Regions from separate parts of the Mus musculus genome. Here regions 2, 3, 4, 5, 6 and 7 are each linked to region 1. A link is a loop called in an ENCODE intact Hi-C map of the cell type or tissue named here. Cell type or tissue: heart. All regions are shown on one strand. Links, peaks and the distances in the headings refer to the core of each region. The heading gives the core; the rest is flanking DNA. Region 1 holds the start of Gm32328 (a long non-coding RNA gene). Region 2 holds the start of Gm38808 (a long non-coding RNA gene). Region 3 overlaps Gm31686 (a long non-coding RNA gene). Region 4 overlaps C530044C16Rik (RIKEN cDNA C530044C16 gene). Region 5 has its middle 5.3 kb from the start of Gm38809. Region 6 overlaps Gm38809 (a long non-coding RNA gene). Region 7 overlaps Gm46959 (a long non-coding RNA gene).

Region 1 (4,455 bases), core at 286-4,285:
GTGTACGTGGCTCTGACTACAGCTTACTCCACCTTCAGTGGCCAGGCCACCCCACAGCTAGCCTGAGTCTAAAGTTTCCTTTTCTCCTGAGCAGGGCTGGGCTCTCTTTCTCTGCAGCGACCAGAAGAATAAATAAAATCTTTATAATCGACGTGGGGGGGGGGGGGGCATGCCTAGGACATATTTTTCAGTCCAGGGGAGGGTGGGATGATGTTTTTTAAAGAGCAGGGACTCACCAGGTCTGAAGTCACAATGTCAAGACTCGGGAGGCCAAGCAGAGCTTTTAATTCCCAAGTACTCGCTCAAAGGCGGTCCTATGTTAGCCGTTTGCAGAGCTCAGTCATCCTCCATCGAGCCCCTTCTCATCCATTTGATCGGACTGACCAGCATCTTTTTATAGAAATCCAGTCTTTCATGACAGAGAAGTTAAGTAACTCATAGTTTTCTTCAGGAATGAGAATTCCCACATCTTGACTATCTACAATCCCATTGGTCTGTCTTTTTCTTTTCCTCTGAATTTTTAAAACATGACTACAGATTAAAGCACTGAGGAAAATGAAACCATATCACATTTTAAAACAAAATAAAGATCATAATTTGTTTGATTTTTAGAGTCTTACTGTTTTGAATAGAATTTAGGAAGCAAAGCCTATACTTTATTACTTTTAAATACACTCACTGCCCCCAAACACTACTATGTTAAAAGCTGTTATGAAAGATGGCTACAGACGAGCACTTGATTTGGCATGATGTGGGGAATGGAGAGGCTGGCCGTATACAAGGAAGAATCAAAAAAATCTTTTTGCCAAAAAAAGAAAAAGAAAAAAATATTTTTGGCTTTTTTGAGTCAGGGTCTCACTGTTTAGTTTAGGCTAACTTCAAACTCATGGCAATCCCTCTGCCTCAGCTTCCCAAGTACTGATAACACAGGCATGAGCCACCATGGCCCCGTAAGAAGACTCAAATTTGAAAGAGACTTGGGTTCATTTTATAATTTCACTCACATAATTATAGTCATTACACACCTCTCTATCTCTGGTAAAATAAATATATAAAATAAAATAAAATAAAATAAAATAAAATAAAAAAACTCCCAAGGTCTCCTGCAATTTCTCCTCTGTGTGTGCTGTTAAAACAGGCACATGTGCACACAAGTGCACCCAGCATCCAATGAAACCACACTGAGGAGTCCAGTGATTGCCTGCCAAGGTTTACCCCAGAGCAAATATTTACTGCAGAGCTACAAAGCTTCCCTCAAGGAAGACCAAAATGGAAGCGTTTACACACGTGGCAAATACTTTATGCGTGCCTGGGCCACAAGAAAGAGATAGTTTAATAAAAACATTTATGGATTTTGAAAGCAAACACAATCCAAGAGCCTCTGCACATGTGGGAATAGATATTTCAACCTTACACGTTTTCTCCTGAAGATCTTTCCGTTGGCCACAGTGAACAAGGCCCACCGTCCTCTGGGGCTCAGCTAATCCACACCATAAAGCATACACAGCCACAAATAAAAGTATGATCTAAACAGTCCCTCCACGGAAAGGGCAGGGATGGGACCTTCTCTGTTCTTCCCATGCAGACAACCTCCAGCATCGACGATGGCTGCTGCTCATTGAGAAGTGTCGGTGTCTCACCTCACTCTGCTCCTCTCTTTCTCATGTTTACCTGTGCCTTGACCGTACCATAAAAACCAAAAAGTAGGCCTGGTGATGGTGGCACAAGTCTTTAGTCCCAGCACTTGGGAGGCAGAGGCAGGCGGATTTCTGAGTTTGTGGCCAGCCTGGTCTACAAAGTGAGTTCCAGGATAGCCGGGGCTATACAGAAAAACCCTGTCTCGGAACAAACAAACAAACAAACAAAACAAAAACAAAAACAAACAAACAAACAAACAAACAGAACCAAAAAGTAGGAAGGGATGCATGAGTGTGCTTTCCACCTCAGTTTTGTAGTCTGATGGTTCCAGCCCAGACCCCACTAAATTGTGTGACCTTCGTAGTCTAAGAATCAAAGTTTGGTGCTTAAGATTAGCATTTGGCACATTTCCTGTGTTCTGTCACTTGGACATCCGCTGCTCTTCCTTATGCTTGTGACCCTTCTTCCCCCACGTACCCAGACTACAGCCATTTAGTATGAGCGCCGAGGATCAAATGGAAATGGCAAAAGAAATCACTATAGGGAAGCTAAGAAAAGTGTTCAAGGCCCAGCCTGACAATATTTTTGGGAGAAAGACACGTGGCTCCTTGTTGTTCTATTCTTGGTCTGCGTCGCCCCCTGGTGGCCTCTCCAGAAGGAATAGGGCGGGTCGGGGCTCAGTTCCCCAAGGTTCTGGTCTGTGTCTTGAGGGATGGAGTTGCTTTTTGCAATGGTCTGGTGCCCAGTAAGTTGTAAAGAACAGGGAGCAGGGAGGGGTGGAGTGAGGCGCACGACACTGAGGGAAGATCTGAGCGGAAGGAAAGGAATTTTTTTAAAAATTGTATAGGGCAAAAGGCTCATGCTTCTCCACAAACAAAAGAACACTGGAACTAGATAAAAATGGATAAATGATTGATGGTAGATGATAGGAAGGAAGGAAGGAAGGAAGGAAGGGAGGAAGGAAGGAAGGAAGGAAGGAAGGAAGAAGGAACTATCGTTTTACAGTCAAGAAACTGAGGTCCAGAAACGGGATTTGCTGGGGAAATCAAGTTGCTAGTGACGAATCCTCCTCGCCCCTTCTGGGGTGACATTGTTGAAGGGATCACACGAAGTGGGGAAGGATTGGGGCGTCAGCAAAGGAGGGGACTCGCTCTGTAGATTAGAGATCACGGTTCCAGTCACCACGTCCCGGGGTGGGAAAAACTGAGGGGTGTTCCAGACCCTTGCGAACCCTGGGGCGCCCCACCCAGGCCCGCTGCAGGCTGACACAAAGCAGGCGCCCCGGGCGGCACTCAGGCTGGGGCGGGAGAGCTTGATTGATGGACCCCGGAGGCGGCGTAGGGTGAGAGCCGGTGCTCATCCCCGCGCTCCTAGCAAGGAAAGGCTGATTTACAGCGCCCGGCGGGACGCCGGTGAGGTCCCTGCAGAAATGAAACCCGCTCTGGGGCCCGGGGGCACTGCGGCCTTCCATCCAGCCTGGGTTTACGGAACTGCCAGCCAATCTGCCCCGCAAGCCCTGAACCCACGCTTGCCCGGAAGATGCCAAAGTCTCAGACTGAGAAGTTAGGAAGGGCAGCTGGCCCCATAGTCCTCCTCCAGGACCCTTCTCCGTTTGTTTAAAGACGCTTTTTTTTTTTCCTTAAAGCACTGAAAAAAACTCAATTCCATCCACCCCATAAAAGGGAACTATGCGTACCCAAAAATTCTTACTTAAGTTTCTAAGTGTGTTTTGTTTCGGAAGATAAAAGGCCAATAAGTTTATAGGCAGTAAAAAATAAGAAACTTAAGATTGGGACTTCTGGAGAAGTAATTCTAACTCAAAGATAGTGTTAGGCCCTCCTGTCTGTCCCCTGCAGTTTGTGAAGTTGACTCTTAGGCACCAGAGCTGAAGTAACGCAGGTTCGGGATCCAGAGATAGGGTGTAAAGTAAACTCAGTTAGGGGGCCGCAGGAGAGAGGACTAGAGAAACCACTCTAATCACTGGCTTCTAAATAAAATTCAGCAGACGGGAAACCCAAAGTAACAAGCCTATGAATCGCTATTTTGTAGGACGAGGGCCTCGTGGCTGGATTCTGAGTGATTTTTTTTAAAGTAATAAATATGCCTTTTTCAGAGTTATTTTTTGAAGACTGGGTACGATTTTAAATTTCATGACTATTAGGTATAGTGATCCAAAGCGGAGTACAGGGGTTTTTGTGGGTGGGTGAAGAGGCCGCGTGGTCAACCCGTAATATGTTCGTGGAAACTGCAGAGCTCGCCTGTCAACTTGATTTTCTTTTCTTTCTTCCCTTCTCCCCTCTGAAAATACCATTAGCTCTTAGTCTGGCCTTGGGGTTGTGGTCGCACGAACACCTCTCTTCCTGATAAGTCCAAAGAGAAAAACATATACACTGGAGGTGCCAGAGATAAAGCTTTCCCGGGGTTTCATCCTCGTGTCTTCCGCTGGAGTTGGCAAAACAAAAGCGCTGCCCTAGAAACGATACTAAAGCACAGAAAGTCCTTCCTGTGACCGAGGTCCCAACACGAATCGCTGAAAGAGCCGGGTGTGTTAACTGCAAATGTGTCCGAAAGCAGCAACGCAACCTTCGGCTCCCGGGCTGCGACCAGGCAGGCATCTGGGGAAAGGAAGAGTGGTCGTTGGAAAATTAAGCTTTCCCCTCCAACTTTAATTTCACTTTAATTCCTAAAAAACCGAAAATGACACTCCCGAAGCGCGGCCGCCTCGATCCCTTATGGCCGCCCAGTTCCCTTTAAGGAAAAGTTTTTGCAAACACTGAATGTGTAGTTTACTCTAAAACTTGACTGGGCAAAAGTCTC
Region 2 (4,455 bases), core at 153-4,152, 490 kb before region 1:
AAGGCTGAGTGTCCTCATCTCAGTGGTCCTAGAACATGGTCCTTACCTCAGCCCCAAATGTAGAAAGACCCATTTTGGTCCCTCGGTGTGGATCAGCAAGTACATTAAACTGATTAACGGTTAACTAAGCTATAGTAAATCCCCAGGAAAAGCAGGCATAGAGGAGATACATTTTGTTGTGCTGGAGAGCAGAGGGAAAGATATGATGTTCTCAGGGCTCACAAGGGCAAGATGAGCCATGCTGGACAGTTCAGGAGGGCCCAGGGGCAGCATGGGGGCACTGCCACGCCCTCGGGAGCATGGGTTTTGGGGTTTTAGTGCAATAAGCACAATGGCAGAAAACATCTAGCTCTTCTTTGATTCTGTGTAAGGCAGGCACAGCAAAGAAGAGCCAGAAGCACCAGAAGGGAGGCCCTCATCTGTGGGATGGATAAGAATGGCTCCAAGTATAGACCACACATTCTAACTCCTAGATCTTGCCTGCAGTATTCTGACCGTCCATCTGTATTGCAGCCTGAATTCTGCATTTTCAAAGCATGCTATGCTGGGTGATTCTACTGCAGGCAATTTGTGGATGACATTTTCACTTATTTACTTTTCTTTATTTTTATTGTTTTGTGTGCATTTGGTATAGGCCTATATGCACCTGTGTGTGCTCATCATATATAAATCCGTGGAGGCCAGAGGTCAAAGTTGGGTAGCTGTCTCAGTTACTCTCCACCTTAGTTTCTGAGGCAGTGTCTCTCACCAAACCTCACTGTTTGTTTTGACTAGGGTGGCTGGCTAGTGAACCCCTGTCTGCTGAATTTCATCCCGCAGTACTGGAGTTACAGTTTATGTGAGGTATACGGCGATCAGAGCTCGGGTCCTAATGCTTCCAGCTCTGATGCATTGTATGTCGAATGATATCCCACCTTTCCGTGTGAAAGGTGAGCACTCACCATTCGATGCATTGTTTCGGTAGTGTTTAGTTCCTCCCTACCACTGGCTATTTTGCACTTCATGTATTATTGCCCCTGGGAATGAGACAGGCTGCCCGATCTGGAAGCAACGAATACTTGGCATTCCTGCCTGCTGCTGCAGAAGTGGGTTTCCCCACTGCAGATCTCTATAACCTTTGGGTTGAGAAAGCCATAAGAACCCCCCTTCGGCATTTCCCCAAAGAAACACTGTTCAAATAACTTACAACACGAGGCAGATTGTGTGGTACTTAAGGTCTTCTTGGTGTGTGTGGAAGAGACCTGAAGGTCTAGGATATCCAGGAATGAGCGGAAAGCCACATTTCCAATATATCCATTAGAGAATGACAAGAGCTGGCAAAACTTGAGTTATGGGGTCGTAACTCCACGTCACGATTCTGGCAGTAGCATAAGGCACTTGAACCCTTCCTTGGTAGTTTATGAAAACGTCACCCTCTCTATCCTCACCCCACCTTCTGCCATAGAAGATTAATAGCTCCCATAAATTACAATCATATTAAAATATATGTATTATATCTCAATATGAGCTTTTCATATAGGTATGAAAATGCCCTTGACTTAAACCCCCTGAGTGGCGTGTCTTGCTTTTTATGCTAATGCAAATTAATTCCAGAGAAGATGTTAGTTTTATAAAAATAAAAAGGCCCTGTAGATGGGGCAAAGCTTTACAAAAGGTCACAGCGGACCTTGAGCCTGGCTACTCCGGGCTAGGAAACAATCAAAAACAGGCACGAGAAACAAGCATATGGAAACCAAACCAAACACAGATACACAAAAACAGGAGAAAGATGGCTATTTGGGAACAGACAGGAAAGAACTGAGGCTAAAGTAGAGCAGGCTGTCATGGCTGTGCTGGGGGGGGGGGGGAGGGTCCTGAATGCCTGAGTCACTTGGTATTAGGTGTTAAGATCAATACTGGAAAACTTGAATGTTCAGGAAAGCTGGATCATGACTTGAAAATGGCCCACGTTTGATATTTGAAGGGATAAACTACTGAAGCGTTCTGCGTAGAAGAAGAAGATGAAAATAATACCCAGCAGGGAAATAGGTGTTTAGGAGCCTCTAGGGCAGGGGTTCTCAACCTGTGTGTCGTGACCCCTCAAGAGTTGAAAGAGCCCATCACAGGGGCTACCTAAGTCTTCAGAGAACCTGCCTTGTCTTTCTGCTTCCCAGGTTCTGTAGAGCTGCACCCATGTCCAGATTTCTGCCACCACTCAAACCTGTTCTGTCCATATCGTACTTCAGGGACTGAACCAAGGCCAGCAGCACTTAAGGATCGGGACTCAGGACCATCTACAAAGATGTATGCTGAGTACTTCAGGGACTGAGCCAAGGCCAGCAGCACTTAAGGATCGGGACTCAGGACTCACCATCTACAAAGATGTATGCTGAGTCTTTGTCCTTTAGCTCATTCCTCATGATCTGGATTTGAAAAACAGAATTGAGAATCTTTCCCAGAAAGAGCAGCTACATCAGTTTGAACCATCACAGCCGCCAAATTGCACTTAGGAAGACAAAGGTGGTGGGAGAGCAGATGCAAGGGAGGGAGGGAAGACAAACAGGAGGAGAAGAAAAGGATGGAGTGGGACAGAGGACAAGACCAGCAGTGCAAACCTGGTCAAGCTTCTGGTGGGCCGTCGGAGCAGTCCCTCACTACTTCCACCAGGGGGCAGACTCTACTCACCAAAACAGCCCCAACCGGTCAGACGCTGCAGGGAACACTGAGGATTTAGAATAACTGTTCTCCTTCATTCCTGCTGGCCTCTTCTATCCATCAGGTCCTTTTGATACTGTCTCATCCCTGGGAATAGGACTAGGTGGAGTCAAGGGGAAAACCAAAACCAAAACCTGACTTTGCTCAAATTTATAGAGTTTCATACAACATAGAATATAGAATTACAGCCTTGCCTTACTGTTCTAAATGCAGATGCTTTACCTCTGTACTGCAAGGCTATTGCATACACACATCATAGTCACATTGTTCTTCTAGGAGTTTCTGAATGGTGGAGAACATTTTTCTAGTGTCGTCTCAGGTCTTTTCTGCTTTTGTTTCTGTTGCGCTTTTAATACAAGGTGAGAGAGTGCATGAAGGTGTGTGTGTGTGTGTGTGTGTGTGTGTGTGTGTGTGTTCAAAGAATTCATAAGCTCTCAGCTTCTGTGTTAGAGGAATATTGTTATTTGGAGAGTAGTTGAAAATAGCCAAATTACCGTAGATTGTTCTATGGTGCTTAAAATGTAATCTCCGCAAGTGCCTCGTTCTCGTTGCTTCTGAGCACAAGATGACTGACTTGGTAAAAAGGGAAAGTCTGAACTGGGATGCTAAAGGGGATCTATTTCTTTCATCCTCCAAGTCGTTAAATATTATTATTACTGAGAAGAACGTTCCGGTGCCCACGCTGTTTTCTTTCTGGTAGAATTTGTCCTATTTTTGAACGCAATAGAAACAGCTGCCTTGAGAGCACGTGTGCCTTTTAGACTAGAATACTAGTGAATGAAGGTGGCCTCTCCGAAAGGTGAAAACACCCAACGAGAAGCCAATAGGGTCTCTGAGATAAAGATCACAGCCCAAGACGAAAAGGGATGCGGAACGAGACGACGAGCTGAGGGAAACGCAGATTTACTCTTCCAAAACTAGACAAGCAAACATGGGCACAGCAAAGCTATTGAGCAATGGATAGATATTAGACTCCATTAGCCTTGGGCTTTGCAGTGAGCTGTAGGTACCAAGAAAAGTCGGTTTATGTTGAGTAACCTTGGACAATAGCTTTATTCACACTGCTTAGTTTGGTAACAGGGGAAGACATGGAGTGAAGCTGCTGCTCTGTAGAAGGGTCATGGGGCCTATCAACCCCTGCCTTTAAGTATAACGAGCCAAGCATTACCTCCGTTTAAGACATCTCACATAACTTTTATGATGCACCATTGGACTAATTTAGCCCTCAGTCTCCTTAATGCCTGTGATGTATTGTGGTGACTCAGAGATGATTATTTCCGGGTGTGGGACTTTCTCCTGGTCCATCTCATAAGCTGCATGCCGATGTCATGAAGCTATTGTACAGAAAGAAGGAAGGAAGGAAGGGAGAGAGGGAAGGAGGGAGCGGGAGAGGGAGGAAGAGAGGAGGGAGGGAGGGGGAAAGAAAAGAAGGGAGAAAGGAAGAAAGGAAGAAAGAAAGAGGAAGAAAGAGAGAGAAAAAGGAAGAAAGAAAGAAGAAAGAAAGAAAAAGAAAAGAAAGACAGGCCTTCAAAACCCTGGTTCCTTCAGAGCAGGAGGACGGACTATAAAGAATGATTTACTATTCGTCTCTGCCTTGCAGCCGTGGAAACTTGGAAGAAGATCAAACATCCTCTCCAATTGGGCCACCACCTTTCCGTGTATGACAGTGTTTTTAAATGAAATCTCTGTCAGTCTTTGTCAGGCCCGTTCATTTGTACCTTACAGAAACTGTGTTTCAGAAGAGTCTGGAACCCAGACGGA
Region 3 (4,455 bases), core at 247-4,246, 230 kb before region 1:
TTCTTTTGTAGTTCTGGTAGAATTTAGAATTCTGACTCTTAAAGATCGAACTAAAATGAAAATTCCAGAAAGTCTGCGAAAGACCAAAGAGGAAAATTTAATCTGGGATATGATTGAATGTCCTAAAAAATATGCTATGGGGAAGGTAGGTTTAGACAAATAACGAGTTCCCTTTTTTACTACGCTTTTAGAAAAGAACGGCGTAGGAACCAGACATGTTAGTAAGAGGCTAGGAAAATAGAAACGTGTTTTACACAGCTAAAACTAAGCCATTAACTTCACTGCTAAACAAAGAAATAAAACACTACATTAAAACCAGACTGAAGGAAAATGGCGGAGTGGCGCCACCTGGTGTCTATTTTCTTTTACAACAGCTGGTGCTTTCTGCGCCCCCTGGTGGTGCTATGCAGGCAGGAAACCCACCTTGCCTGTTCCTTTGCTTTGTGCTGTTTGCACAGGTAAAAACAGTCCCTTGGTGTACCTACTAAGCAAGATAGACGTGCAGTCGCCATATACAAACAGAACAAGTGAAAATACACTATTTCCCACTTATTGCAGGGCACTCTTCCTTTTGATGTATCTCAGATAAACCCTGACTTCTAATTTAAATAATGACATGTTTGTAAAGCTCTTTCTCTCCAAAAAACTCTATTGAGGAGTTTGATTTTTTTTTTTAAGTTTAGTACCCGTGTTAACTTTTACTTATTTTTTTATATCAAAATAAACTTTGATTTCAAAAATGTAAGAGATGGATGTGAGTATTTGACTCAGAAATGAGCCCCATTCCCTCGTGTCTCAGTTTACCTAAATAATGAGGATTAGTTCAGTCTACCTTCCTTCTTGTGAGGGAGGGAGGATGGCGCCATGGTCAAGGACAAATGAGATGACTGTTTATGGGAGCAATCGAGAAATGGGACAGGCATTATTTGTACAAAACAGAGGTAGTATTGTGTGGGGATTTTTTTTTCTAGCTGACTTCAGTTCCAGCCCAAATATCTATGGCTCCAGAATTTTTAATTGGTTAATTGTGGAAAAGCCAATGAATGGGGAAGTTAAAAGTCCCAGTCGAGTGCCAAGGTTTAGTGTGAGGCACATCATTCATGTGAGCATGGCACATCTTCCATAAAGCAGGGATGTGGCCACAATGCCTGCTCTGCTTCTAAAATCCTTTGGCCATTTTGCCACTGACATCTGTCCTTGGAATATTACGTGGTTTTCTTACAGATTCTTCCTAACTCAAACTCATCCTGACAGATGAACCAGGGAAGGCTGGTATTTCCAAAACACCTCTTGGTTAGTGTGAGTCTAATCACCTCCTTTCTCTGATTAAGGTTTGACCTAGCTACTCTCCGCCACTTCTTCTCAGGGCATCTATGGTGACTGCTCTAAGGTAGAATATCCCACACGTTCCATGCTCAGGGTCATTCTACCCACGCAGTGAAACTTCATACAGGTAGGACAGGCACAATCCATGTTTTGCAATGTACCATAGATCTCTGTGCCTCCATGTCCTCATCTGTGAAATGGGTACTATATTACTGACTATCACAGACTAAGGTGGCACTGAGTACACATCTCTGTCCCAGACACTGAGTAGCTGTCACTCTTCTGGTTCACAGAGCACACTCTAGAACTTAGAGTCACTTCTGAATTTGATCCCAATGTTCGTCTTGCTGTTTCATTTTTCATTTTCTAGCAGTCCAACATACATTCATTCCAACCCCCACCCCAAATACGGAGTTCAATATATGCTAGTTTAAACTTACAAATGTAAACAATTTATGAAGTGTATGCTTACCACAGGCCTGTATTTTATTTATGATCCAGTACTGAGTCCATCTCACGAACTATAATATAGTTATCATAAACTCGACAACATGTTGGTGGATCTTGCCTACTGGTATTTCATAGTTTCGTGTACACGTGTAATTTTGATTCATGGTATTTTCAGCTTACAATGGTTTTGTTGGGGACATAGTCCCGTTGTAAACCGAGGAGCATCTGTACTTGTGAATACGTTCTTCAGGCCTCTGCTGTAGCATTTCCTTAGGAAAAAAAAAGAAAAGAAAAAGAAAAAAAATTCACTTCTTCCTCTCTAGTGACCCCTGGTGGCCAGCATGGAAATGAACATGGCAAACAGTGTTAGATGTGAAGACCGGTCTCAGTGGCATTTTGAAACACCGCGTGTATCTTAGACAATGTCCTCCTCCTATCTCCCTCACACTGCTGCATCCCCTACACTGGGACCCCTCTCACACTCTAACATACTGCTGCCCATTCAATACCTACTGGCTACGTGCATTTACTGTGGCAGGTCAAACAATACCATCCTGAGAAATTCATGCAGATTCTAAAGACATCACATAGAGAGAACAATAAAATATGAAACATATATTTTATTATTTTAATTTGTATTGATTATATACTGAAATGATATACTGTCTGTGTCTTACAGAGTTTTTATCACCAGAGTAATTGTACTCTGTCATGCACTACTTTCCTGTGACACTTCTTGTCTTTAAGATTGGATCTGGCTATGTAAGCCTGGACTGATGAAGAACTGGGGTTGCAGGTGTGTACAAAGCCACCCCCTCCTTCTCCCAGGCTGGGGTTAAAACTAGTGCCTTGTGCATGACACGAAAGTCAGTTCAGCTAAACAAAGTCTTCAGTTCCCCTCCAGGGCACAGGTTTCTGACCAGGCTTCCAGGCATGGGCTCCCTCTTGTGGAGCAGGTTTTAAGTCCAATTAGAGAGTGCTTGGCTACCCCTATAATAGGAATTCCATAATTGCACATCTTGCCAGGCAGGTTGATCTTGTAGTTTGTAGGTTTCACATCTGGGTAAGAGCTTGGATGATCTTTCCCCTAACAGCCTGCGTAGAACTGTCTGGACTATGAAAGCTAGCTGGCAGGGAGAACAACCTCTTTAATGGCTGTATAAGTGTCACGTTTATGGGTGTATGTTCTCTATTCAGATAATCTGGGAATAAGCCATCGATTAAGCAAAATTGAACATAATACTTCAAAGCACCCTTTGCAGTTTCTGTGGCCACTACACCAGCTTCTGGCAAAAAAATAAATAAATAAAAAGATAGTCATAATTGTATGAGCAACATCCTTAGTGAACTCAGCTGTTTCTCTTTGCTCTCTCCTCATTCGTCAGGGAGGATTTTGATATTCATATCACAATTACAAGATAGAGTGATTTGGGTCCTTAAATTACATATGGAAGTTAACCTTTCACCTTGAACAGCATCCTAAGTTAAGAATAAATAATGATTGCATTAAGCCATGTGTGATCTTTTAAAGATGTGTTTTACTGTGTACAGGTATGTGTTGTCTGTCTGTGTCTACACATGGGCATGCATGTGCTCTCAGAGGCCAGTAGAGGGCGTCAGATCCCCTGCAGCTAAAGCTCTAAGCAGTCATGAGCTGCCTGTGACAGCAGAGCTAGGACCCCAGGAAGAACTCTTAACCTCTGAGCCATCTCTCTAGGCAAGCTAATGGAAATTATCTTAAATGATATTGGCTATTTGGTTAATATGGGTTTTTTTTTGAGATAAGTTCCTAGAAGCAGAATTGCAAAGTCAAAAGGTATATATGTTTTTAATGACTTTTGCTGAGAAATTGAACAGTCATTTTACTCTTATATTCCTTATGTAAAAGGCCAGGTAAGGCACTGAAGGTCGATTGCTCCTTGGTACCTTGAGGATGATAGTTCTATGCTGATGAATAATTCTGCTCACAGAATATACAAAAGAAGATGTTGCCTTTTAAGAATGATGGCTTTGGAATGGAGGTTTTTTTTTTTAACTGCATGAGCTGTGTAGGCACTTTCAAGAAATAAGGATTATAGAAAAGGGAGCAGCAAGTAGCTTGAGTGTGCCTGGGCAGAGCTTCAAAATTGAAGGGCGTTGGTTGTTATTGTGGTAGGGAGGCTCTGGTCCAGCCTGTCTGTCTGGGATATAACTCACACTCTGCGGATGGGCCACTTGGGCCACAGGCTGCATCTTTGAATCCATCTATGGATTCGCTCTGTAAATCTCACTACATACAGCTGGGCCAGGCTCTTTTCATCTATCACAAACCACTGCCTTTCGTTTGATAACGACATTTGGTCCTTTAAGAGACGCAGATGTTAGATGTGGAAGGGGTGAAGATAAGACCACAAAACTTTTAAGATTCCTCCCAACTCTGAGACTCCCGCATGAGAGGCTCTGCAAGGAAGTGAGAGAGGTTGCCTGGTGCCTGAGTCTGCTCTGGAAGAGATCACAGTGGCCTGCGAGCCACATTGCAATCCGCAGGGAGCAGGGCTCTCTGGAAGCCGGAACAGAATATCTCTCTGCTTTTGGCTACAGGCTACAGTTCTTTCATCTTAGACTCTAACTAAATCCAGAATCCTTTTAAATGGGGAAGACAGAAGTGGAATGTGTAGCTAAGCCTTCTGCCTGTTGGAT
Region 4 (4,455 bases), core at 260-4,259, 360 kb before region 1:
GTAGAGCTCTGCTTGGACAGTCCATCTCCCAACTACTCTCAGCCCACCCTCCCTATACAGACTGGGCTGTCCATGGGAATAGAGGGTGGTTCCAGGCCCTGACTCTCATTGGAAAGTTATAAATCTGAATCACAAAGTGCATCTGTAACATTTCTGTGTCTCTATTCGCATGGTCTAAGTCCATTGGTAGTACTTGCTTGATATACTGCAACCGCTCCACAAACATGTCGAGGAGGCTGCACCCAGAACTTTCTACAAGTCTTTTATTTTCCCCCAGACTTTTCTCAGTAAGCCACCCTTCCCAGGTCTGTGGGGTGCAGGCCTGGGTCTCTCCTGTTTTGCTCTGAACCTCACTTCCAAGTAGCTGCACTGCTGCTTGGCCTGTCTTCTGCACTGAACCCCCTCCCTTCTCCAGCTCAGGGTGTTTGGCTGTGCCTCAGAACCCTTCATGGGCCATACAGAGGGGTAACAGGAGTGATAACATTACCATCAAATTCCTTGCACCTTTAAAGGGGACAACAGTCCTCAGCCTAGGTATGCGCACGAGGGGCAGTGGGGGGGGGGGGGGGGAGAGAGAGAGAGAGAGAGAGAGAGAGAGAGAGAGAGAGAGAGAGAGACTCAGAGCTCAGTTTGTCTTTCACCGCCCTCTGCTGGTTGAGGTGGGGACTTTTAAAAAATCAAAGAACTGAGCTGAGAACTATGCAGTGGACTCTGATATCTGCAGGAACTTGGTAAGACAAGGGTGGGATAGGATGGGGGTGGGGTAGGGGTGTGGCCAAAAGTTTATATTTTATGGAGGAACAAAGTGATGTTAAGAAACCTTAAAGCCACTGTGTCTGAAATAGAAGCAGTGTTGCACAACCGGTTCAGTCCGATCCGCAGCCCAGGCGCCACCTGGTGCTGAACTTTTTCTGTCCATGCCCAGGTACCTCTTTACCACCCAGAGACAGAGGGAGTGGGAAGCAAGAATGCACAAATCCTTTAAACATGGGGCTACGTGGGGACAAAAGAGCCACAAGAGATTGAGGTCTGGCTTCTATCTTATAGCTACAATAGTCTTTTAGTGCCACCCAGGCGTGTGACAGGCCCCCTCTTTCTAATCTGTGAAGGGCTGTTCTCTGCTAATTTAGAATGGGGAGTGCAGGCTTTGTTTCCAATTTGTGTCCCGACACACCATCTTGATAGTGAGATGGGTGCTGACATATATTTTTATTGCAGAGATGAGGACCAGAGATGTGAGACTCTCGTGGCTACACAGGGCATAGAGATACTCACATCTTATTCCCACCATTCATGGGTGTGACTGTCAGGGAATCACTGGCAAAATGAACCCTTGCCAGTGGTGGCCAGTAAGGAAGCGGATGGGAGGCAAACTCTTAAGAAAGATGGGATCCGTGTCTCCCAGAGAGGTGGGATTTAAATAAACAAAGCAAGACAGAACCCAGGGGCAACGGGGGCCCCGAGAGAGCAGTGCAAATACAGATGTCCAGGGCCGGTGTACCGAACAGAGCAGAGGAGGGAGGTGGGGGCCAGGGCAGGACAGCTCTGCTCAGCAGTAGCTCTGGGGGTGAGCAGTTGTGAGCCTAGCCTGTGGGGAGCTGGGAGGGAAGATTACTTCTCTAAAGGTTGGCAGATCCTCTCGTTCCCATGACGTAAAGGAAATCGTGGAAACTTTCTGTCTGGGACAGGATCCAGGCACTCGAAGTCCTTGCCAACACTGTGATTTCTCATCTGTATGTTTGAAAGGAAGTTAAATAAATACGAGTTTTAATAATCTCTCTCATCGCTGACCACTGCCGTGAGCGCGACGCTGTGCTAAGCACCTCCGGGGCATCATCTCCTTTACCCTCCAGTACCTACAGGTCAGGCATGATTATTATCCTCATCTATGGCAAGGGGATTCTAATGTCTGGTGACACACAGGTGTACTAGCTAGTTACGAGTCTAAGTTTTAAGTGTAAACTAAGAATTTTGTTTCTCTTCATCCCATACCCCTGCTGTAAATGGCAATCTTCAGAGAACCCGCCCCCCGGCCCCCCGGTGTGAAGTGGATCTGATTTTTCCTACTGTGAGGCAACAAGAGGAGCCTTCAGAATTCCTTTGAGTGTTCTTAGGACACTTAGGTAGGTCTAACAAGTCTCTTCCCCAAAAGATACATGTGTTGGTGAAAACAGCTCAGTTTTTGAAGAAAAGGGAACCTACCTGCAGTTCTCAAAATGACCAGACGGTGGCAGTACACCATCAGTGATGCCATAACTTTTTTTGAGGTTTAAAGTTTGAGAAAACTGAATGCTGAATAGGTTTTTATGGGGACACAGAATTTTCGGTGCTAGAGCTCATTAAGCAATGCAGATAAAAATGGATAGCCTACAAAAATTTAATTTCTGTTTTCAACAGTATTTAGTTCATTGTTCAAAGTTGGTGATGCTATAGCTATCTATCCATCTTTAGGGTGAGCGTTGCCTTAAAGCTGATGGAGCACCGCCTAGAAAACAAAACAAAACCCTCAGTGCAGGGCTTAGGAAAGAATGTCCTACAAGGAGAGGGATGCTAACCTTGGTTTAAATATAAATTAAACCCTCATCATCTTTTACAGTTAAGTGAAACTTCTCGAGACAGCGGTGAAAGGTCTCCCTTCAGATATCCAACCAGACTTCACCTGAGGGGTTTTTCTCTCTGGCTTTAACTTTGTATGCCCCCCCCACCCCCCAAGCCTTTGAAGTGGTTATTTTAATATTTGTTGTGCTAGTGAAAGGGCCTGGTTTTAGTCTCTGTTCGCATTGCATTTCCAGGCCAAACATTTGATGTTTTTGCATCGCTCCCTTCCGGGGACCACGACTCCACTTTGTTTTATGACCAGAGCTGAAGCCAGCACCCATGACCCCGGAGAAGGGGACTGAGTTATTTATCCCCTCGGACGTTTCATTAAAGCACGGTTCATCTCCGCAAACAGTGTTTCCTAAACATGCTCTCTGATTACACAGAATGTTTTGCCTGTCCAGCTAAGCCATATTTTTTTAAGGGACATTTTTAAACACGCATGTTCAGGAACTCGAGCACCCGGTGGGGCGGGGGCAGCCCGGTGTGCAGCATTTAGAAGTGGAGTTGCTTCCTAATAAATACACAGCGGGGTCCTACAGGCGTGGGAGGTCCGTTCATATTTGTGGGAGTTAAGAGCATGGATTCCAAGGGAATTCAGAGTACAGACACTTAAAATAACACCAGTAAAGCTACATTAACCGCAGTGCCCTCAACACGTTGCCTTGAATGTGGTGCAATTTTTATTAGGTGAGGTTTTGTATGTTAAAGCCAGAAAACAAAACCAAACAGAAAAGCCAAAGAAACGGGCAAAACTTGGGATAATCCCTCTGTAAATATTTAATGAGAAACAGAACTGAGGTAGGTCGCCATTCATCTACTTTGATAACAGAGTCTGTGGAGGCTCTCCTAGTGGACTCTGGGGCAGCAGGGCAGATCTCCCCTGGAGCAGCTCATCCAGGCTGTGGCTAACACTGACATACTGACACTTGTCACGTTCAGCCGGATGGCAGCTCATGTGGGCAGGACACGTTTGACCAGAATTCCCCAGTGTCCCTCTGGAAGGGAAGTGGGTTATGTTTCGTGACCAGGGTTATCTTTATTTACTCATGTTCAGGTCAGCAGAAGAAAACGCACTGCATTAAAGTGTCGCAGGGCCATCATCCCCTCTGCTTCACCAGCCTGGGTTTCTGTTCTGGATCCCGTCTGCCTCCCACTCCCACCCCCACCCTCCAGTCCTCCCAGGGCAATCCTAGCTTAGCAGCTGCCAAGAAGTCAGAAGTGGCTGACCTGCAAGCCCCTTAGAGTCACAGCCTGTGTCAGGAACAAAGAAAAGACTACCTCATGTCCCTTGCAGATGCACTGAGAAATCTGAGGTCACTCTGTGAGGATACATCTGATGCCCTCCGTTCTCCTCTATCAGACTCCTTTACTGACAACCGAGACCCCTCACAGTGTCTTTTGATTATCAAGTGAATGGGATAGTATTTCCAAGGCCTTTCTGTAGTAAACTCTCATCAGCCTGATTCTCAGATAGAGTATGAACTTAGAATACTGAATTATGAACAAAACAGAGAGATGACTTAACTGAAGGAGGCTCTAACGAGTATGCGTATGCTTTGACAGATGTAGAGTATTTTTGATTTTGGATTTTTTTCCTTTGGGGGAAAATATTTTATTTACTTTTCTTATGTCCATCTGATAGGCATTATCAATAAGTGGAAAGAATTAGCTTTCACGGATTCCATGGTGAATGGTAAGTGTGGTAGATACATTTAACCTGACTGTATCATGATACGTATTCATGATTAGTGAATTGTAGTGTTGTGGTTCATGTCTTAGTCTTTCAATAGTAACCATAATACCCTAGTATAATCATTAGATGTACTATCTAAAAAATGGAACTGTTGGCAAAGC
Region 5 (4,455 bases), core at 191-4,190, 170 kb before region 1:
TCTCCATGAACAGAGAGGACCAGGTCTAAACTGTCAATATCCTTTGCTACCACCTTGTGTCATGGTGCCTTTGTCCCTCTCCCCTTTCATGAGAGCATTTGTTTCTTCACTCACCAAGAAATTATCCCAGACATTGCTATAAGCAGAAGGAATACAGCAAACAGTGAGACTTTTTAAAGGTCTAGTAGCAACTGCAGGCAGGCCATGGAAGAGAGCAGTGTGAGATTCATTGATGAGGGTAAATAGCAGCTTCTGTAAGGCTGAAAGGCTTTTTGGGAGATGGGACATCTAAGGTCAGTTTCCAAATGTGATGTTCATAAGAAAGGGAGATGGGTATAGAGTGTGGCATTCCTGACAGAGAAGAACAATGTATCTAAGAGCCAAGAGGTGAGAGAGAAAGACAGAATGGGAAATCCTTAAGAAATATCTTAGGCATTCACGGTACAAGAGGTAATAGAAACGTGGTTGCTAAAAACACTTGCATAATGTGCTATAGTGTTGGATGGTCAATTGGATTAGGGTCAGCTCAGGCTCTATTCCATTGGGGTTCCTGCTCCTGTGCCCTATAGGTCACAGAACCGAGCAGTCTCTCCACAGCCTCCCACTCATGTCTCCCAAAGGTTTTTTTTATTAAACTCTGCCCATCTCTGTTCCCAAGATGCTGTTGTGAGCCATAGGCAAAGCACCTTCATACAATTAATGAGCCTGGAGTTACAGATCCAAACCTGAGACTCACACCCTCAAGAATGTTTCCTCTCAGGATATTTATTAGTTCAGAAGACATGTGTGGGCAGAGCATGTTATTTAGTGACCTGTAATGCCTGAATAATGATCACAATAAATCAGCCCTCATTATTATGTGCAGGAGAGCTGGACGGCCCAACTGGCTACGTAATGAGGTCTAATTTAATGCCCTGGTATTATTCTGCACATGTTTTCTGAGAATTAAAGGGTGGGGTGGGGGTGGTCTCATGGATCCAGATGCCCTGGGATGTTCCGCACTTATGAGGGCAGGAGGGACGGGCAAGTGGCACAAGCATATGTTAAGAGTTGCAGAAAGAGCATGGTCAGCAGTGCTCAGCCCTCTCAGTGGGTTACAGGGACGCCCGGTTCATCACAGCAGCTTAAACAAGAAATGCTGATAGAGCTAATTATAACAAACAGCAGCAGCCTGGGAACTATCTCATGGAAGTAAAAGGTAAATTACATGGTCAGGAAATGCCAGCAGTGGCACAGACATCAGAATCTTAGTGTTAAGGGTGTGACTGTTCCATACCTTTCAACATAAGCCAGCCTTCATAGGCAGGACTATAAACGAGTCTGTCCAAAGTGTCCAAGCCAGGAGACATGACTCTCAGTTCATTCTTCTTTGAACATGACCAGCTCTCATTTCTTGCTATGAAGAGCCTTTAGCCACAGATACCCATTATTGGCGCCTTTAATTCTTTCTAGGTAGCCAGTCACATTGATTACCTAGCATCATTAGAACGGGACTGCCTCTTCTGAAAGGCAACGGAGAGTTCAATTTTAACCATATGACGCACAGTGATTTGTTCTTAAAGAGTTCGGAAACTGAAATCACTTATCTTCTGCCTAGCACACCCATGAATCTCTGCCTGCTGTTTGTTTCCTGTTGGTAGTTTCCATGAAACGAGAATAGTTTGAGACCCTCATGTAAGTGTTCTTCTCTGGATCCCCATAGAGCCACCAAGTCTCTGGCAGTTATAAAATGTAATACCTGCATGTGACACCAGGGGCCAAGCAGGCCACAGTGCTCCCCACTCTAATCTATTGCTGTCTCACAACCCTTCCTTGCCAGCTTCCAGTCCTCTCCTGTCTGTCAGTGTGGCTAAGTCAAACAGGGCAGATGTACTTACACATGCCAGGCAATCACGTGGAGCAATGGGCTCCCCAACAAAATGGAATGTTGAGCAAAAATCCTTCTGTCTGTCCCACATCTGCCAAATAACAACTTTAACATCTCTGAACAGCAGCGTGAGCATTTGTTTCTACATTGCCCAGATGATTTCTTTGTATTACCTTTGGGCTTGAGTGGAATTCATAAAACGGGTGTGTCCTGAGACCTGTTGGCTCATAATCAAGCAGGAAACCTTTTATTAAAACCATGATGCAGAATGTACATCCCAAGTACAAGTGCCGGGAGACACCTCATTGTATCTATTAAATATCTATTAAAATACTCTAGACACCAGAAGAAGAACCTATGAACCCTTAAAGGAAATCCTTTGTGATGTTGACTAGGAATTCTGGTGTAAAATGGCAGTTAACTTCGCAACTGTTAAAGTGTGAAATATCCCTTCAGAAGCAGTGGGGCTTGGTGTTTACCGGGCTGTCAAGGCTAGTAGAATCTGATAATTAGAACCCAACATACTGATAGGACGTGAGCTATAACAAGACCAGAGAAGGCAGACCTATCCAGAGTTGAAAGTGATCCCAGTAAGTGAAAACTGACATTAGTCTAAGTTAGCCTTGTAAACCATTTGGAATGATGTCTATAAAGATGGCTATAAGTAGAGTTGCAGTAAACTCAGCCCACCTACTCTGTCTCTAGCATTGAAATAGGTACCTATGCCCTCTTGAGCGTGCACTGTATGGTTAACAGTGTTAATAGAGGCTGCTGTATGAAAGAGGAGGTAAAAAAATTCATCTTCAAGAGTTTTGAAGCTACGCCTCCCACTTCCAACCCACTTTGGTACAGAAAGCCTCACCCTTTAGCCCCTTTTCAGAACCACCGAGGCTGGTTACAAAACAAACTGCAGAGATGACCCCAGAATTCCTGGTACGGGGGCTTGGGAAGGTCTTAGAATCCATGGTCCTGTGGCGCTGCTTCTGCTGGACCTTTGGCCATCTCTGAGGAGTGGCTTGTAAAGTATTTATGAGTGTGTTGGAAAACCTGTGTACCCACCCCTTCCACGAGCAGCCACACTGCCCTGCTGATGGCTCATTGAATTCCATGTGATCACCTGCCAGCTTCCTCGCCTTCTGCTACTGTTTTTACGGGGCTGTAAGACTCCCCTCTTGATGTTAAGAGAAATCATCTCAGCCTTTTAATGCTTGCTAAATTTGCCCTCTGGTTTTTCTCTTCCATCAACCTAGATGTGCCAGAACAGGCAGCATGTAGTATGTAGAAAAATCGACTTCTGTTGTTTCTTTGAAATCGGTCAGACATCCTCATATCCACAGGCATCTACTGCCCAGAAGGGAGTAAAAAAAAAAAAACAGAACCACAATTTAAAAATTAACAGTTTTGGCCATGCAATCAAAGCACAAGATTAAGACGAGCTTCTGAGTACATATATAATATACAAATAATGCACAAACACACACTCACATAATATGTCAAAGACACGGGCTAAAATAGACCAGTCCTTCATAGACATGACTTAAATATTAAATTTAGTCTGAGTGCATGATTGAAATCATATCAAATATTTTTGTGATCTACTCAATCAAATATGTTCCACGGTAACTGGATAAAGTAGACGCATGCAGTTTACAGCAAGGGTAGAAGAGCAGATAGAGGAGTGGAAAGAAAACACAACGAACAGACTCGCTGGCCTGTGGCCTCTAGAGACCACATGGGCCTCTCTTCTTCCCTTGACACAGAACTCCCAAACTATGGGAAAGCTCCAGAGTCGGTTTTCATCTGTTGTCTGGAATCATGCCCCAAGTTCTCACTGAGTACAGAGGTGTGTGCTTAGCTTTCGGAACTTTTGAAACAAAATAAGTATATTCACTCCACGTATTAGTAAAATGTGATTCAATTCAATTCACCAGTAGTATTTTTAAAATAAAAGGTGATTTCCTGTTCCTTATTCATTAAAGAGAGAGAGAAAAAGAGAGAGAGATGTTTCTTCTGTGGCATTTAGTTTTCCATATCTGGAGCTGAGGGCTGTGGAGGGCTCGGGCAGTGGCAGACAGATGCCACCGCCTGTCTTCAGTCTACTTGGAGATCTTATCAGGAGGGAGTGCTCTCCCTCAGGAACATGGCAGCCTCTGGGAAATCGTGGCTACACATTCATTCCCATCTTAGGGTTGCAAAGTGATCTAACTATAAAAAGACCCAATAGTCCAGGAAAAACTCGAGGAATGTTCTAACAACAACAGTCTCAGGGTAAGTCTAGTCTCTGCTTCCTTTAGATCCTGACTCACCTCTTTTCAAAGTAAGGGACCGGTGGAGAGGTTTTTAGAAGCGTAGATCTCCTCTGCCTTTTTTTCCTTATTGTATGCTTTCCCTCTTCCTTACACTATAAGCAAACTGGTCAACGTTCAATTACTTTCTATTGTTTCCTTCTCTGTCTGGATAAAGGTTGTAACTCTGGGACAGACCCAATTAGAGACTTGATGCTGTACTCTGTGCCAAGTGAAAGCTTTTGCAGGACTTTTATAATCTGACATTTCCCAGGTGAGCATGCACAACGACCATGGCTCCTA
Region 6 (4,455 bases), core at 321-4,320, 190 kb before region 1:
AAATGCCTCCACCTTCCACAAAGGAAGTTCCTTTATTTTTGCGTTTGCCTACTTATTTTGTGTGAATGTGCACATGCACGGCTGCAACATACATCTGACTTTCATGTGGAGGTCAGACAATAACTTGCAGGTATTTGTTCTATTATTCTACAGTGTGAATCTTGGGGACTCTAACTGGAGTTGTCAGGCTTGCTGGCAATCATTGTAGCACACTGAGTCACCTCTCCAGCCCACGGAGATCCTCTCATCTCACTCTGAGTTATTCTCTACTCTGTTTTCCTCTGAGCCGCTGGTCCACCTTCAGTTCTTACCCAGGGCATCCTTCCAACCATTTCCCCAAAACATCACACCAGGACCTACTTAGGTCTCCATCCCCTGTACATTGCACACATGATTGCTCATCTTTCGTCCCTGATGCGTGCAGGACACATATGAGTCATGAACTGCTCTCACTTCTGGTGTTGAGTTATTCAGGCATGCAAACCCTGCCTGTTGCAGAATGGAAGTTTAGAGACAACTGCTCCAGAAGATCTGAAGGCACAAGGCTTCCCGGGGACACCATCAACTTCTCTCTCTAGTGAAGCGCGTGTTTTCCATCCACAGTCCCAGGAAAGTGGAACTGGATGAGCACAGCTTCTTTAGGCTTGTGCTTTTGTATATCAGTGTCATGGTTCTGCCCTACTAAGCCTTTTTGCCTTGAAAACGATAGCACAGTTATCTGCACACATCTCTCTGCACTTTATGGTCTGGTGTTCCCATAAAGATGACAGGCAGAGCATTTCAGAAGCCTTGGGTTCTCAGGCCATTTCCTGTGGAAGCAGAGAAGAAGGCATCAAAGCAAACCCTGACTGAGTCTCACTCTGCCCCATCATGCGGTTGGTTCAAGAGCGAGCAAGACAGTTTCTGGGGCAGCAGTGAAGCTCCTAGAACTAGTGAGCAGTAGCTGCTGGAAGGCTCCCTTGCTACTCTTAGGAGCTGGCCCAACATCCTTCCCACTCTCCATGGTGTGTGTGTGTGCTCTGCACATGGGTTTATCTCTAGGCTTAAAATATGTGGGAATCTGTCCACATCTCTGATTAGAAGACCATCTTCCAAAGAAGCGACTCTGGCATTTAGATGGCAAGCTGCATTTACTTAGAAGCCAGTTGAAAACAACTGAGATTAAGCCGGTGTGAGAAGATGCCAGTTTAAGGATGCCAGTTAGGGAAATGATTTGAATTGTGTGCTTAAAGACATGGACTGATGTCAGATCTGAATTCAAGTCCCATCCTACAACCCTGCAGCCGTAGGCAAATTATCTGACCTTTCTACCTCAGTTTCCTCCCCTATACATTAGGAATAGAGCCCTGCAGGCCTGGCTCTCCTCTAGTTGGGCACAGAGGCTCTGCCTCTAAAGCAAGATCTTGCAGCACTTCTGCAAAGAATGCATCAAAGACCCATAGAACCAAGGAGGGGGGAATCCTCTTAGGACTGTTAGGTGTCCCTTCATAATGACATCAACAAACAAGAAGTACTAACATATATGTCAAACATACATGAGATTGCCCATTTACTCTCAGCCACAGAGAGTCTAAGCTTAATGTGTTTAGAAAATCCTCAGGGCCCCTATGCATCTGGTGTTTGCCCTGCCCCCCTCTTTCTTTCACTCTACACTCCATCTGACAGCTAGAGGAGGCAGGGGGCTCAAGTTTCATGGCTGGGCCTGAGGCCCTCCAGGTATATTACAACTGGTCCATTTCATGTGAAATCTTCCAGCTTGACCAAGAGTCAGTGACCTCAAGCGCAGCCATTTAACCTCCATTACTTGGTTTATATTGGTAATATTTACATGGGAACTTGATTAAAGCTGACCTTTGGAGAAAACAGAATTCAATGTGTATTTGAAACCTCTCCTCTTTCTCCAGCCCATGTCAGGCGTCATCTGTTTCGCTTCTCCCCTAATTGGTGCACTGGCCTCCACTGTGTCTACCTCTCCCCGAGGGTTCTGCACTGCTTTCCGTTTGGGTCTGTGCCTTGTCGCCCACAAGCAGGCTTAGAAATCTGCAGGGTTAGATCCCCAGCTTGGTTGCAGTTAAAGACAGTTTGTTTTAAATAGATCCTTCCACTCTGTGTTGCAGAAAAAGCTCCAAGGAATCTTTCCCACCGTGTGTGTCTCAGCAGGACTGTGGCGGTCCCTGTCACAAGGACAACCAAGGTCCATGGGAAAGGAAAGCAACAGCCATCGCTTCAGAGTGCAACTTATCTTCCAATATCAAAAATCTTATCCATATTGCTTTTTAGTGCAGGATAATATGTCTGTAAAACTGAAAGAGAGGCTATTTGACAGCATGTTTGTTTGCTGACGCGTCCAGATGCTTAACCTGGTCTTAAGAGACTAAGTTACCTTCTGAGAGTGCTAGAAAGTCTAGAACGGATACATCTACACAGAACTCTAAATCTTAGAGGTGTGTGTGTGTGTGTGTGTGTGTGTGTAAGAGAAAGAGACAGAGACAGAGAGACAGAGACAGAGTCACAGAGAAACACAGAGACACAGACACAGAGAGACACAGACACAGAGAGACTGAGAGCATGGGAGTATGTGTGAGTCTGTGTATGTGTGAGAGTGAACTGTGTGAGTGTGTAAGTGTGAGTACCTGACTGTGTGTATGTTGGGGGGAGAGGCATAGTTAGGAGTCACATGTGTATACACAAATGTTCCCCATGCATTGGGAGGCTTGGATTGCTTCAAGCTTTCTTAAGAGTCTTTGCAAAGTCACAGAGCCTCTAAGCCTCCCAGAAAAGTAGATATTTTGTCCCAGAAGCTAAATTAGGTAAGCTTTAGCTTGAAAATGTGCCCTGGGGCGGGAGAAAAGCAGACAGAGAATGTCAAGAAGCCACAGTGAGCATGGCACCACTGCAGATGTCTGGTCAGTTCAGACAGAATGGGGTCACTTTGGAGGAGGCTGTAGTTGAGAGGGCTGGGTGTCTAGGAGCCCTCGGGTCATAGCTTCTACGACAACTGCATATTCTGAGGCATAGTTGGCATGGCGTTGCCCCATGGAGATTAGAAGGGGGCTTTTAGTTATAGAGTTCTTCCCCATGTCTCAGGCATACAGTGTTACCAAACTTTTATCACAATGTCATGAGACTGGAACTGTCATTCCTAGCATCTAGATGGATTTGGAGATTGACAGTTCCCTCAGGTCATACACAGAGAAGAATGTAGCATGGTCCATTCCAAAGCACCAGGGATGACATTCACACAGCCTGGCTGTTTTGTGCCTTTGAAAGCTGAGAGTCCAGGGACAGACTGTGCAAGCTGTAACCAAGATTGTAGTAGTGTGAGGTGGACTTCAGCAAGTAGGAGCCTTTCCTGCACACAGCAGAGGGAAAAATTCAAATTATTGGGAATAGCATGACACATTTAATTTTTTTTTCTTTCCAAACCATGCTTGCTTTGCTTTTCCTAGCCAAAGACTCTCCTTCCCCTTATCTAAACAATCAGAGAACTCTGTTCTCAAACCCCAGCCGTCTCGGTCGGGGAAGGTTATTATTGGCTTGGTTAAACAAAGTACTTGTTTATAATAGATATAATAGATGACAGAGTCATTTTGAAATTACACAGTTGGTGTAATAAAACCAGTTAAAACCTTATTTAAAAAATGTCACAGTTGGTCAAATGCATTCGTAGTGTGCGGTGTAGTTTTCTGTCTCCTCACAGAGGAATAGGAGTGTATTCTCAGTTCCCAGAGGGAGCAGAGGATTAGCCGAAAGGGGTAAACCTTCTGCTGGCTTTTCTCCTAGCTGATCTATATTTCCATGAATGGAATCAAGGCTTACTTAACCCCTTCCCGGGCCTCCTCTTAGCCAGTCTTTTTTTTTTTTTTTTTTTTTTTTTTTTTCACTATCGCTCAATTGCAGAATTCTCAAAATTCAGGGGCAATGTAAGAAATGGCATTATATAGAGCATGTTTTAGAGGCTCATGTAGAAATTACACACCGGAGAAACCAAATACTCACAAGTGGCAAGCATAATTACTTCTTTCTCTTGTTGATAGTCCCAAGATTAATAATAAAGTAAAAAATGTGCCCTGGGTGGCATTTTTTGACTTGTGTGATCACTACACATACAGAGCAGTGATGTGCTCTGTGCTGAAATCCCTCACACACAGCTGTGTCTACCCTGGATGTGCTGCTGGTGGGTGACTTCATTCTTTCCACTAGTGATGCTTTAGCCAAGGGTTTGAAGTCTGGATTCGCCAGCCTGACTGTGCCTGCTCAGACGGACCATCTCAGAACTGTACCTGGGCTTTGCCTGCAGCTCCGAGATGCCACCTCTAATCCACAGTCCTGCCATGAATTTGTTTTTTTGTCATAAATGAAGCATGGGGCTATGCCTTAATTTTCCCCGCTGCCCTCTGTCAAGTAATAACCATAAATATTGTCCTGAATCATTAAGTCACAACCTGAAACCTG
Region 7 (4,455 bases), core at 242-4,241, 130 kb before region 1:
GGACTTTCATCCACACGTGGTTTTGTAACTTTAAGCGCAAATACTAATTCTCTCTGCTCTATAAGTTTTCAGACTCTGGCACATTCTGTTTTACAGAAGAATCACAAGTGGCACAGAGTCATAAGCCAACATGTCTTCTCAGCTCGTTGGCATACTCCTCACCCATTCTGAAGCTCACAGGCGCATGATGGCGAAACCAAATTGTCAAAACTTCCAAACTTCTTCGGGAAGCTCAATTTTTAATCTTATCCATAAACACTATCAGTTATGTTCTGGACACAACAAGTTCACTCAGTTTATTCATGCAAATAGATCGATAAATCTGAATATCCAAAGTTTTTCTGTCATTCCTACAAGTAAAACTGGAGCCCCATGGGAGACGCAACACCTCCATTCACAGCTAAATCCACCAAGCTGGTTCTTTTCATCAAGGCAGCAATAATTTTTCTGTGAACAGGACAAGGACTTTACAAATTGAATCTTTTTTTAAAATGTGAACTTAGGGAGTATGATTTAAGAAAATAAATATTCTATTTTGTTTTAATGAATATTAATATTTTACTGCTCCATGAAGAATGCTATTGGGTGAAACTGGCTTTATTTTTTTTCCTCCCTTCACAAATTCATGGTGGAGAGCTGCATCAGGGCGCGCGCACAGTGCCTCTGCCTTGACTATACCAGTTCTGTTTCTGAGGTGTTTACATCATCAGTTAAAAAAAAAAAAACAGCCCCATGGACAAGGTAAAACAAAGTAAACACAAACAAAAGAAAACCCACCATTGTCTCTCAGTATCCATGGGGAACTGATTCCAGGATCTCCGGTGGATCTCAGATCCAAAGATGGTGAAGTCACAATGATGAATCACAATGTTGTGTGCATATAGCCCCCACACATCCTCCTGTGTCCTTAACTGTCTCTTCATGCCTAGTATACTACAGTGTAAATGCTACCCAGTTGAACTACATTGTTTAGAGAGGGGGGACAAGACATGCTGGGTAGAGAAGGCATATATCCAATCTACTGTTATTTGAATCCTCAGTTGTAGACTATCCAGATCCAGAGGTCGACAGCACATTGATCCCATGGGTTTCTAGAAAGAGTGCCATGAGCGTGCTGGGAGTGCCTCAGAGCTACAGTTCCCACTGAGAAGATGACCCTGGAAATATTGTTGAGCAAGTTAGTAAACTCTGGTTTCCTCTTCTCTGAATGGGAATCATAATAACCGTTCCCATGAAAGTGCGCTTGCGGAAGAACTGAGCCCTGGTGGTGGAAGATGTGCCAACCTCAGCACCTGTCTCGCTGTGAGTGAAAAGCATCAGCCTTCACTGTAGTTTGCTGTTCCTACAAGACTCAGCTCACCTTTACCTCCTCAGGAAAATGCCATCAAGTTAAAAAAAAAAAAAAACTACCCTCTGGTAAACAGCACTGAGAGAGACCTCCCCTTTGCTGTGATGTTTCCACTTTGCAAGAGAAGATCAAATTGAACAACAAACTGTTAAAGGCACGGTGCCTAAACATGGGATGACATATAAACATTGCAGCTGCATCTGTACTACCAGGCTGATGCCAGAGATGCCTCAGTCCCTGAGTATTAGAGCCGTCTATGACATCTTTATGTCAGCAAATGGTGTGTTGTAATGTTTGAACAGTTTATTCCAAAACAGATTCCAGATCTATTCTAGACAACCTATTCTCGAGAGAAAACTAAATGAGCACGTTAAGCATTGAACAATTAAACACTGTTATGTCCTTCAAGCCAGCTATTGAACATTTCACAGAAGCTTGGGTGTGTGTGTGTGTGTGTGTGTGTGTGTGTGTGTGTGTGTGTGTGAATTTTCACTTTTTCTCTGTCAGGGAATTTATAATGGAAAAGAGAGAGTCCCCAGCTGCCATTCACATCATCTCTTAATTAATGAGGTTGCAGGTCTCAGCCTCTTGAACCAGAGACAGCAGAAACTCCCTATGAAATGCATAGCTCTTCCACTCTCAGAAGCATCCAGACTATGGCTGGGTTTCCAGGAATGAAATAGCTGGGAAGTTGCTGCATTTGTCCTATTTCAAGCTGAGTGTGTAAATAATAAAGGTCAAAGTTGGAAAACAAGGCGGGTAATTCCTTGGTGACCAGCCAGACTCCAGTTCCCATCATTAATTCATATGTTGATAGACTTCCCCAGGAAGCCTGAGAACATAACAGAAGTAACTCAGCTTCCCCCAAGAGAAAAGGCCTCATGGATTTTTCCCTTGGCAGATTCATTTCTAATCACATAGCAGGAAACTATTATTAACATCTGGATATTCAAAAAGAGCCACTGAATTATTATTAAAAAAAAATCCTTCAACTCATCATAAGACACAAATGATCTACAGTGTGCACAATCCTTTCCCCGTTTTAGTCAAGAGTACAAATGAAACAATTCTGCATATTTCAGCTGAGGTTACACATTTGTTTTCAATCTAGGAACACTCATGTCTGCCTACCGTACCTCCTATCCCAAGGCAGATATGTCAGCGATGGCTTCTACCCCTCCCACAGTGAGCTTCTTCTTGGTGTACAGTTTTTAGAAGGCTACTGCCAGTACTCATTGGTTCAAAACAGCTGCAAGTTAGAGACTAATTCTGGCTTAAATTCCCTGTGATCAAAAGTCGTTCATTCTTTAGCCAGCCAAGTCATCCTTCAATACTTAATATAGATAGTTCCTTAACATCCATCATCATGACTTTTACAGACCCTGTCCTTTGCCCTCATCCAAGCCCTAGGCATTAGTAGCTGGTGGCACGAGGTAAATAGATGTCACTTCCCTATTTGAAACTTCTCATGGATTCCCTTTGTGATTAAGCCTGATCCCCACCAGGACCCACAGTCTTTTCTTGTTACCTCGGTACAATTAGATCAGGGCCATATGGGAAAAACAAACAAACAAACAAGCACTATTTTTAAAGCATTGCCCCATTCCTGACCCCATTCCCAATTAAGGATGGACAGCTCAAAACCTTGCAAGCGATGCTTACTTAAGAAAAAGCCAACTCAAAAATCTTCCCTTAGGAGTGGATTGTCAATGCTCCATTAAAGTCTGCTCTCCCGCCCACCCTCTTCCCTCCATCAGTTGTTCCAGCCCCTTCTTCTCCCCCTCATTGCTCTGGCCTCCTCTCCACCCAGACTGCCCATTTCAAGGTTCTGCCCAATGCTCTCGGGATTTTATTTTTACTAGTCCAATCTCATTCAGTCTCAAATCTTGGCATAAGGGTCACCTCCTCGGGGGCCCTTTGTCTATGAAGACACATACACATTCCACTAGTGAGTCTGTTTTGTCTGTCTTCCCAAGGGGCTTTCCTTTATCTGGCATGTTTGAACTCCCCAAACCTAGCTGAGAAACTACATCTAGGCCTTCAAAACTTCATGGGAGGAATGTGGGAGATCATTTTTGACAAGGCAGAGCTCTCTTGGCTGATGTTCACTCTGCTGGGATTCAGCATACGTCTCCCAGGGGAGGAACCTATCAGAGATGGAAGGGAAGGAAAGCAGGGAGCTCTGGGTGTTCACAGATTGCAAAAACAGAGGCTCCTAAACCACTGGTCTACGTAAGCAGTGAAGTTGGATATGTCTTATAGATCTACCTTTTGAAAAATTGCCTTCAGAATAAACTGGAGATCCAGGTGCTCAAACTGCAAGGAACGCAGATGGCAGTGTGGCTGGTATCCAGCACCCAAATAGGCAACAGTTTTAACTTTAGATTTTATTGAGTTATTTATTTGTTTGTTTGTGCACACATGCACATATGAGCTTGCACGGGGATGGGGGAGGGGAAGGATCAACCTTCAGGAGTCTGTTCTTTCCTTCCATCTTATGTGTCCCAGGGGGCCAACTCAGGTCATCAAGCTTAGCAGAAACTGCCCTTCCTCCCTGAGCCATCCAGCCAGTCCCACATTGGTAAATTCTTCTCCACACAGTCACATTGTTATCCAGTAAGGAAGGATGGCAGCTGCCATCTTGAAAAGAAGGTCAGGACAAAGGGTAGTCAGGATCTAGTTCTACTGAGCCACGCCAGAGTGGACATAAATGAAAGCTATTGGCGACAAAGGTATCATTAAACCATCATCTTCCAGGTCTATGCCAAGAAAAAGGATGCATATTTTCCAACTCTGTCTTCATCCATGGTATCCTCAGAGGCCAATATTAGGTGAGAGTCTTAGTGTATCAGACCACTCTCAATAACAGCCTTCCCTGTGGTTACCAGAGTCTCCTGTGGGTTACTGGGGGCAAGCATCCCCATGGAGGATGGGAGGGTGTTTTCAGCATGACGTGGGTTTGCTTGCATTTCACAAGGACACAGACTGAAGGGCTGTCTCCCATGAGCCCTTCTCTCTTTCATCTTCCATTATCCTCGCAGGAACTCTTCACTTCTGCCAGCAATTCTAACAACTGGCTTGAATTGTACCCTTTCTCATACCCTCAG

What was found. A loop is a pair of places that touch in the nucleus more often than their neighbours do. Peaks named below come from ENCODE experiments on the same cell type or tissue, not always from the same donor. Only the 100,000 strongest peaks of a DNase experiment are listed, where the experiment ranks them.
Region 2: a loop joins it to region 1, with 7 times the contacts of the local background. A loop is called at or near these places in 36 of 42 quality-filtered maps.
Region 3: a loop joins it to region 1, with 12 times the contacts of the local background. A loop is called at or near these places in 39 of 42 quality-filtered maps.
Region 4: a loop joins it to region 1, with 16 times the contacts of the local background. A loop is called at or near these places in 41 of 42 quality-filtered maps.
Region 5: it touches region 1 in a loop (2.8-fold over the local background); 7 of 42 quality-filtered maps call a loop at or near these places.
Region 6: it touches region 1 in a loop (3-fold over the local background); 7 of 42 quality-filtered maps call a loop at or near these places.
Region 7: a loop joins it to region 1, with 6 times the contacts of the local background. A loop is called at or near these places in 7 of 42 quality-filtered maps.

The regions. Positions count from the first base shown.
Region 1 is chr6:51,165,964-51,170,418 of GRCm38, forward strand. Gm32328 (a long non-coding RNA gene) reads right to left here and starts at 483. Exons shown (of 4, transcript XR_377663.2): 1 at 237-483. In heart, for the core only: a CTCF peak has its summit at 2,289 (motif pointing left); DNase peaks (open chromatin) are centred at 2,288, 2,908 and 4,098; H3K4me3 peaks cover 2,009 bases; H3K27ac peaks cover 2,732 bases.
Region 2 is chr6:50,676,705-50,681,159 of GRCm38, forward strand. It overlaps Gm38808 (a long non-coding RNA gene), which reads right to left and starts at 2,778. Exons shown (of 3, transcript XR_869066.2): 1 at 2,665-2,778. In heart, for the core only: no CTCF peak of the experiment used is centred there; a DNase peak (open chromatin) is centred at 2,647.
Region 3 is chr6:50,936,922-50,941,376 of GRCm38, forward strand. Gm31686 (a long non-coding RNA gene) reads right to left here. Exons shown (of 4, transcript XR_377658.3): 3 at 1,799-2,045. Among named protein-coding and RNA genes, the nearest start is that of Gm31686, 5.2 kb to the right of the region's middle. In heart, for the core only: CTCF peaks have their summits at 379 (motif pointing left), 2,102 (motif pointing left), 2,742 (motif pointing left) and 3,384 (motif pointing right); DNase peaks (open chromatin) are centred at 390 and 3,930; H3K27ac peaks cover 303 bases.
Region 4 is chr6:50,806,097-50,810,551 of GRCm38, forward strand. All of the region lies in intron 4 of C530044C16Rik (RIKEN cDNA C530044C16 gene), which reads left to right. It overlaps Gm31455 (a long non-coding RNA gene), which reads right to left. Exons shown (of 5, transcript XR_869068.3): 4 at 1,616-1,731. Among named protein-coding and RNA genes, the nearest start is that of Gm31455, 14 kb to the right of the region's middle. In heart, for the core only: CTCF peaks have their summits at 865 (motif pointing left) and 2,217 (motif pointing right); a DNase peak (open chromatin) is centred at 1,645; H3K4me3 peaks cover 378 bases; H3K27ac peaks cover 1,154 bases.
Region 5 is chr6:50,993,220-50,997,674 of GRCm38, forward strand. It overlaps a transcript of Gm46959 not described here. Among named protein-coding and RNA genes, the nearest start is that of Gm38809, 5.3 kb to the left of the region's middle. In heart, for the core only: a CTCF peak has its summit at 1,753; no DNase peak of the experiment used is centred there.
Region 6 is chr6:50,980,161-50,984,615 of GRCm38, forward strand. All of the region lies in intron 2 of Gm38809 (a long non-coding RNA gene), which reads right to left. Among named protein-coding and RNA genes, the nearest start is that of Gm38809, 7.8 kb to the right of the region's middle. RefSeq lists enhancers at 911-2,170, 3,807-4,455. In heart, for the core only: no CTCF peak of the experiment used is centred there; no DNase peak of the experiment used is centred there; H3K27ac peaks cover 3,099 bases.
Region 7 is chr6:51,034,680-51,039,134 of GRCm38, forward strand. All of the region lies in intron 3 of Gm46959 (a long non-coding RNA gene), which reads left to right. All of the region lies in intron 1 of Gm31746 (a long non-coding RNA gene), which reads right to left. Among named protein-coding and RNA genes, the nearest start is that of Gm31746, 24 kb to the right of the region's middle. In heart, for the core only: no CTCF peak of the experiment used is centred there; a DNase peak (open chromatin) is centred at 2,112.